2 separate regions of the Homo sapiens genome follow, and region 2 is linked to region 1. A link is a loop called in an ENCODE intact Hi-C map of the cell type or tissue named here. Cell type or tissue: IMR-90. All regions are shown on one strand. Each heading gives the region's core, and the rest is flanking DNA. Links, peaks and the distances in the headings are about the cores only.

Region 1 (4,400 bases), core at 131-4,130:
AGTTGGAGTCTTTGGCACGAGGCTGGCATCTGGTGTGTTTCCTGTTCATTACTGATGAAATTGTCTGACGTGTCTGTGTCTCATCCGAATACAACAGAAAAAAATGCCTGGGAATAAACACCCTAATCTAACCCTTGGAGCAATGTGTAGGTACTGTTTATCTTTGAAATAAATATTCAGGTCACATAAACTGCAGTTCAATGTACAAAGCAGAATTTAATATGAGGACATATAAGGTTTAAATATCATTGCATAGTAGTGACTTTTTAGGTAATCACAATTTTATATGCCTGTTACATTTGTGGTAGGAGTTTAGCTAGATTTTGCTGGAAAACTACAGCTTATTTATAAAGTACACACATTATTTTAATCGTACAAAAATGTGTAAAATATCTTACTCACCATGTAACATGGGCACCCCAAAGTACATGAGTTTCTTAAGAAGACATATGAAATCTTCAAGGCTATAAAGAGGACAGGAAATGACTCACTTCCCAATGACTCCAGGTAGATTAAATACGCCCCCCCTTTTTTTTAAGACAGTGTCTCACTCTGTCATCCAGGCTGGAGTGCAGTGGCACGATGTTGGCCCATTGCAACCTCCACCTCCTGGGTTCAACCAATTCTCCTGCCTCAGCCTCCTCAGTAGCTGGGATTCCTGGTGCATGCCACCATGCCTAGCTAATTTTTGTATTTTTAGTAGAGACTGGGTTTCACCATGTTGGCCAGGCTGGTCTCAAACTCCTGACCTCAAGTGATCCACCCGCCTCAGTCTCCCGAAGTGCTGGATTACAGGCGTGAACCACCGTGCCTTGACTAAATACACATTCTTAATTTAGCAACAGGAAACAATAGAGGAAAATAATGACACATACTCACTGAACACACACCAGTTCCAGGCAATGTGCTAAGAGGTTTACGTTAATTAGCTCAGTTGACCCTCTTAGGAGCCCTGTGACATAGGTACTTTATCCCCATTTTATAGATGAGAGACCTGAGGTTTCAGGTTGAAGTTACCTGTCTAAAATCTCCAGAGTGAGAAAGCAGCCATATTCCAGAGAGCCTGCGTTATGCTGACAGAGAAATATGGATACATGAGAAAATTTATGCAGCACCTTAAATATGTGCCTTTCTAATTGGAAATTCTGAGTGTTTCACAAGTACAAGTACTTTCCTACTTCTTCAAAAATATTAATTTTTTTGGAATAATGATAAAAGCTCAAACCTGTTCTGCTGGACAGGAGAAAGGGCAGCCGGGGGGCGCACAGAGGGAAAGCCTCCCTTTCTGTCTGTACTCCCTGTGGTTAAAATGTTACTATTTGGCCACACTGGCCTCCAGACATAACTGTGGCCAGGCACAGAACGGGGTTTCACACTAGGGTAAACCCTCAGATCTTCAAGGTCTATTCCCAGGTCTTTCCAGGCAGGTCTGGGGCTTGGAGTGTGGGAGCTACTGCTCTGTGGGCTGCTGCCTAGACGGCAAGCTCCTGGTTTTTGTTCGTTTGTTTTGTGTTTTTTTGGCGGAATTTTGCTCTGTTGCCCAGGCTGGAGTGTAGTGGCGTGATCTTGGCTCACTGCAACCTCCGCCTCCCGGGTTCAGGCGATTCTCCTGCCTCAGCCTCCCAAGTAGCTGGGATTACAGGCGTCCACCACCATGCCTTGTTAGTTTTTGTATTTTTAGTAGAGATGGGGTTTCGCCATGTTGGCCAGGCTAGTCTCGAACTCCTGGCCTCAAGTGAGGCCAGGCCTCCCAAAGTGCCTGGGATTACAGGCGTGAGCCACCATGCCTGGCCTGAACGTCTTATTATTTAAAAGTGTGTTGGGGTGGTGGTGGGGCCTTATTCCTAATACTTAAAATCATACACTGATGGCCAAAATCACACTACCAAGTATGACTTAGGAATTGAGAACTCAAGAAGATAACTTCAAGTACTTCTCCCCTTCCTAGGTAGAGGAGAAAACCAAACATCATATATAGGGAGATAGGATTCTAAGTCATGGTACAAACCTCCCCAGAGGAATTGTGAGAATCAGCTTTTCTTAAAGATCCTCACTTCCCCGTTTGCTAGTGTTTCTGAGTGATAACCAAGACCATCATTCCCAGGAGAGCACACGCAGTAAAGTCATCGACATCATCATTGCAGTTTCTCACTAGACGCCTTGTGCTGAGTGATGCACATTCAATCTATACTGTGCACCTCTTGATTACTGAAAAGTGGTTAAAGCTAGATTACAATAGTGCCCCCTTATTCACATTTCCCTTTCTGAAGTTTCGGTTACCTAAGGTCAACTATGTTAGAAAAATATTAAATGGACAGTTCCAGAAATAAACCTTTCTTAAGTTTTAAATTTCAAGCTATTCTGAGTAGTGTGATGAAATCTTGTGCCTTTCCGCCTGGGACATGAGTCATCCCTCTGTCCAGCATATCCTTGCTGTAGACACCTCCCCGGCCCCCAGCAGTCACTTGGCAGCCGTCTTAGTTATCAGATTAACTTCCTGTGTTCAAGTCATCCTTATTTTACTTATAATGGACCCAAAGCGCAAGAGCAGTGATGCTTGCAATTCAGACGGGACAAAGAGAATTGTAAGTGCTGCCTTTAAGTGAAAAAGTGAAAGCTTATCATAGGTACAAATATATAAGAAAAAACATTGCCGGGGTGTGGTGGCTCATGCTTGTAATTCCAGCACTTTGGGAGGCCGAGGCGGGTGGATCACTTGAGGACAGGAGTTCGAGACCAGCCTGGCCAACATGGTGAAACCCTGTCTCTACTAAAAATACAAAAAATTAGCTGGGCGTGGTGGCACATGCCTGTAATCCCAGCTATTTGGGGGTCTGAGGCAGGAGAATTGCTTGAATTCGGGAGGTGGAGGTTGCAGTGAGCCGAGATTGCACCAGCAGTGAGACTCTGTCTCAAAATAGAAAAAAGAAAAAACATAACGTAATCAGGTTCTGTGCTATCTATGGTTTCAGTCATCCACTGGGAGTCTGAAAATGTATCCCCTATATATAAGAAGGGGCCACTGTATTTCAATTCTCTCAGTCCTAATCTAAGTCTATACTTTTCAAAGATTTATCAATGAAAGCAAGTCAAGATCAATTGATTTTTGTTGTTGTTAAAACAACTGTAGGACTCCCACTAGAAGCCCGAAAACTTTTTAAGGCAAAAATTGTGAGACACGTATTTGGTAGTGTGCTTTTTTAGTATTCTGTAAGTAATTTCAAATATTAGCAGTAAGATGGTTTTTAAATTTTGTTTTAGAGAACAGGCATTTGTATTCCCTAGTAATTATTGTTATGAATGATTTTTGGGTTAAATAAACAAAAGTTTGTGGTCTAAGCCTCAATTTAGATGTGATATAGTGTTCTAATAGTAGAAATTTCAGTTATGTTTAGATAGCCGCTACACCATTTGGAGAAACCCACGTTGGATGTAAGTTGGATTTTAAAGTGCACAGGCCCAGCAGAGTCACAGTTGTGTGATGAAAGCATTAGTATGAATGCCTCCACTAGGACTAAATAAATTGTCAGTCGACAGAACATTGAATAGAGTGAAATAAGAACCCCCCTGATTACTATGCCAGGTCATATAATCCATAGGGAACTAAGTTCTGCGGGAAGAGAATCAGATAATGCTAGCTTCAAATAAACTGAAATCCCACAAAATTCAATGGTAAATGAAGTTACTAGGGAAAAAAGAAAAAAAAAACCCTAGTTATTTCAGCATCATTGATACCAAGTGGAAATCTCCAATCCATAATCCATATCCCTTGAAAAGGAGATTTGTAGTAGGTAGGGATCAAATAATTAGTTGACCCAAATAGTCCTTCAAATACCTGATAACGTGAACATTATCACTGCCAGTCAAAGGGAGAAAAAACACTCGTCTTACTACACTCAGAATGTTCTAAATCTTCAGTACGCTATAGCTTTCTCATCAATGTGTACAGTGGTGTAAAATGATTTTCCAGAGGTCAACTCTTGATAAAATGTTCTACTGCTATGAGTCATTAAGTAGGTGAATGATGATTTATGAATGGAACTTACACGTTGGATACCAAGAAGACTAAAACTCACATCTCGTAGATAGTACCTTATGTCTTGATAGAAAAAAGATATAGATTAGCATCACTTCCTAGTCACTAAAATAGTTTGTAATCTTAAGTAATGAAATACGTGACATTTGTCATATTGTTCTATACAGTAATAGGGAACAATCCCAGCTTTACAACTATATTCAACTTTGGTGCAGTCACCTCTGATGCTACCTTTCCACAGAGTGGCGGGGGTCCTGCTGTCCCATTCCCCAGCTCTGGCACGAAGGGAATGGATTCCAAATGCATCTGAAATGTTCAGTCTGCTGCTAAGCCCTGAGCGGCTGCCTCCAGCTATGAGCAGCCT
Region 2 (4,400 bases), core at 401-4,400, 280 kb before region 1:
GGCCCTGCACCTGCAGGGTGGCAGAGGCAAACCCCTGCCCCAGGACCAGGAGGATTTAGATCACCCAGCCATGTGACTCTCAGGGAAACCCAAAATTGGGGAAGGAGCCTGAGCCACAAAACTGCTCTGCCATTGCTGTGACCGCAACACTCTTCTATCTCCCCATGAGTGTGGAGTGGACGAATGACAGTTATTCAAAAAATCATACATCCTCAGCCGGGCATAGTGGCTCATGCCTGTAATCCCAGCACTTTGGGAGGCCAAGGCGGGTGGATTGCCTGAGCTCAGGAATTTGAGACCAGCCTGGGCAATACGATGAAACCCCGTTTCTACCAAAAATACAAAAAACTTAGGCAGGTGTGGCGGCATGCACCTATAATCCCAGCTACTCGGGAGGCTGAGGCAGGAGAATCGCTTAAACCCTGGAGGCAGAGGTTGCAAGTGAGCGGAGATCGCGCCACTGCACTCCAGCCTGGGTGACAGAGTGAGACTCCATCTGGAAAATAAATAAATAAATAAATAAATAAATAAATAAATAGTCCTCATTTGGTGACCTAGTCAGAGAAAAACAGTGAATCCTGAAAACCTGGCCGGAACAACAGAAATTTACTGTCTCAGCTCTGGAAGCTCAAAGTCCAAGATCAAGGTGTCTGCAGGGTTGGTTCCTTCTGAGGCTGCGAGGGAGCATCGGTTCTGGTTCTCTTCCCTATCATCTAAATTTTCTCTGTTTTTTACAAGGACACCAGTCACACTGGATTAAGCACACACACACACATACCACCCCCACCCCACCCCGACTCCCCGCCACATCATTCATTAGGACTTCATTGTAACCTGATTCCCTCTGCAAAGGCCCTGTCTCCAAATACAGTCACATTCTGACCACATTCTGGGGTCTCCGGACTCCAACATATCACTTGTGGGGACATAATTTAATTCCTATGAAGGCAGAAACACAGTAGTCTATTTGAAATCACTCAACTGTAGGCATCTTTAACACTTCTGCATCTCAACCCATAAAACTCAGATGTAAAGAATTGTAATTTTTCAAAAGAATGTTTCTGTATTAGTCAGGGTTCTGTTAGGGGACAGAACTAATAGGAAATACATATATATGAAATATATATATAAAATATAGATATATTTATGTAGAACCATCACAGTTTTTACAACTTAATATCAGCTAAAGTTTTTACAGCTTAGACAAATCAATGAACCCTCAACTGTCTTCCCATGTGGCGTCCTGATTTCAAGGGCTCGCATAGTGCAAAGAGCTTTTATTTCTGGGTTGGGTGGGGAGCTAGATTTTTATCTTTAATGTTTTCTATCCAAAGGGCCATCTTCTGTGCCATCGATTGTCCCATGTGAACTTCAGTCATTGATCCACCGGAGTCTCCACTGAGCCCTCTTCATTGTCATCTTCCTGCCCCTGAGGGCCGAAGGCTCCCTCTGCTTCCTCGGACTCCCTAAGCACCAGGTTCGTGCCTGGTTTCTGTGCCACGCTGGGGACATGCTTCCCGGCAATGCCTCCTCCCTCCTCCATCCCCTCCATCCAGAGTGTCCACTCCATCCCCTCTCCAGAGTGTTGCTCCTTCTATGGAATCAGATGCAGGGCCGGTGGCAGGTCGGGGGAGAGGGATATTCTGTTGCTCCCACACTCCTCACACTTCCCTGAGCCTCTCTCTGGACCCTCCCAACATCATGGCTTTCTTCACTTCAGCTGCATCTCACAAGTTCAGTCCACAAAAATCTCAGCTGAAGAAGGGAAGCCATTTCTGACTCAGGGCGTTTCCCCCGTGTAACTTTTCCACACTTGAAGGGCCTTTGCCAAGTGTCTAGACTTCTGGAACACATAAGCCAGGAGAATGCAAGATTGCCATGTGGCCTACAGCATCTTGGAATGAGACTGGAAGTGTGGGATGCCCATCTGCTTGGCCAGGACGTGGGGGTGTCGAAGAGAAAGAGGAGCTGTGCAAACCAGCAGGAGGAAGAGCCCATTTATGCGCCTCGCCTTGATAAAACAGACTAAACGAGAGACAAATATGCATTCTTTTTGTTAAAAATTGATCTCGATGGTATAAGAAACTATTTAAGTTCATTATACAAGTGTGCCTAAAACTGGTATAGATTTTATTATTAATTCAGTGAAACTTCATTAATTCGAACTTTAAGAAAAAACAATTTCATAGCTCTTAGATAACAAAATAATCCTGACATAGTTTAAAAAGTATTCACTAGCAGAATTTCATATAGGCTCTGCTACCTGAATGGATGCTGCGTGAGTACTTCAAAACCTTTCCTTTCCTTGGCGTTTAACCATTCCCCAGGTAAGCTTGGCTTATCCACTGAGCAAGTCCTCTTATTACAGATTGTACAAAGATGAACTTGGTTCTGACGGTGTTGGATTTAATACATATTCCAAATTATCAATGATCCAATGATCAAATGATTGAATCCAGTTGTGTCTGCTAGTCTAATTGCTTTACTCTCTATTCAATTACTGATTTCTGGAAGTGGTAGAATCGTCACCAATTTTGAAGTTGTTTCAGTTATGCCACATGCGGCCAATATATTCTCACAAGGCAGAAATTTCTCTCTATACCAGAAATGAAGATTTTACAGAGTGGTGAGTAGGCTTCAGATCTTTCAGCACCAAGGGGTTTGCCTAATAAGAGTGCTTAGCCAACCAAAGGGAAGATGATTGCAGAGTGATGAAATATTCAAGACGACAAAACAGCTACACACAGAAAGCAATAGCATTTGCCAGATAAGGGGATCCTTTCTCCAGGCTTAGTCAAGATAGTTCCATCTCTGGGAGGCAGCGCCCCAGCCTGGGAGCAGATAAACCGTGGTCCAGAACACCTCCCTGGGGGCCTCCTGCCCTCACTTGCTGCTCTGGGGAGTGCCGGCTTCCCATTAAGATCCCAGTGATCTTTGAAGTGCCGCATCGTTTAGGCTTCCTGTATAACTAAATGAGGTTTCCGCTCCCTGTAGCCCTGGTCATGTTCTGTGCAGAGCAGATACTGGGCGCTGGCTCAGGGAGGAACACGGCCATAAATCATTCAGTGTCAGAGCCTTTTCAAGTCAAATCCCTCAGCTCTCAAGCCCATCACTCACAGAAGGTTCTGGGAGCGTCAATTATGGAAATGCCTTCCAGTTAAGATTAGAGGTACATTTGGTTATTCATTTACTTTCCATTCCCAAATTGCAGTAACTATTTCAGGAATGATTTTTGCAGTATCCTGTTTGGTACAATTTTCTAATATGAAGAGAATTCTAAAAATAAACATAAGCTATATATGCAGATTTTTGTGGTTTTTGACCCACGAATGCATCAGTTGAAAACAATTCTTAATACTGATGACAAAACTGAAAAGTAACCTGGTTTCAAATAGAATTCCTGCTGCACAGCCTGGAGAGACACCCGAGAAAGGAACCCACTCATAGCATTTTGTCAGCATCGTCAAAAGTAGATTCCTAGCTTTTAAATCCATGCATCCTAATCCTTGCAGCTTCTGGTGTGCCTCATAAACCCACCCTATAATGAGCATTTTATTTAAGCCAGTTTTAGAGATTAGAACGGAGTTCATTTCCTTCTACTTTTCATTCACGTTACTTTTAATCCCTTCATTCTATAAACTTAATTGCTATTTTGCTAGTCCCCAAGCAGCTAACCTAAGCCTTCTTTAAGCATTTCTTAGTAATTTTCCTTTAGTTATTTACTACATTTTCTCTTTAGTCAGCTAAATGAAACTTTCAGGATATTTCTTGGGTGAACAAAACTTCAGATGAAGCACTTGCTTTTTTGTTACAACTGCACAAATTTTATTTTGCATTTCTCCCTCTTCTAGGAGAGCATCAAAGAGATGACAGAATGATTAACGTCAGTCATTAGTACTGATGTTTTCTTTATCTTGGGCAAAACACTCAACACTACATTTGATACAAAAATAAATGAGCATTTGATGCAATTGCTACCAATTTCCTCCATCTTGACAAATTTGGATTTTGCTTGGGTGTGTTGGATATTGCAGCATTCGCTATAGTTCGGAGGCCACACTAAGACAGTTATCTACTTAACCTACTTGTCTAACTGCAATTTTACTATTTCACAAACACACCTGTTATGGCAGTAGCAGTGGCATTATAAAATAAATAAATAAGCCTGAAAGAATCCACGGAGGCTCTGCACTATCTAGGTAATAACATTTCATCCAAGGAAAATACTTCAAAGAACAATTCAATTATTTATCTATTTATCCTGTTTGTTAAAATAGTGGCAAACATGACAAGTGGTTCAGAATTTGTCCTAAGACCCCAGCAATATGAACATATCAATAAATAGTGATATCCATTGAATCAGTTGCCCAGGTAAATGTGTGTGGGTGTATTTGTTTATA

What was found. Peaks named below come from ENCODE experiments on the same cell type or tissue, not always from the same donor. Only the 100,000 strongest peaks of a DNase experiment are listed, where the experiment ranks them.
Region 2: it touches region 1 in a loop (2.1-fold over the local background); 1 of 110 quality-filtered maps calls a loop at or near these places.

Annotation. Positions count from the first base shown.
Region 1 is chr6:163,584,044-163,588,443 of GRCh38, reverse strand. No RefSeq gene overlaps it. Among named protein-coding and RNA genes, the nearest start is that of QKI, 170 kb to the right of the region's middle. RefSeq lists an enhancer at 1-1,012. In IMR-90, for the core only: no CTCF peak of the experiment used is centred there; a DNase peak (open chromatin) is centred at 2,413; H3K27ac peaks cover 258 bases.
Region 2 is chr6:163,859,320-163,863,719 of GRCh38, reverse strand. No RefSeq gene overlaps it. Among named protein-coding and RNA genes, the nearest start is that of QKI, 450 kb to the right of the region's middle. In IMR-90, for the core only: no CTCF peak of the experiment used is centred there; DNase peaks (open chromatin) are centred at 2,719 and 3,319; H3K4me3 peaks cover 482 bases; H3K27ac peaks cover 1,115 bases.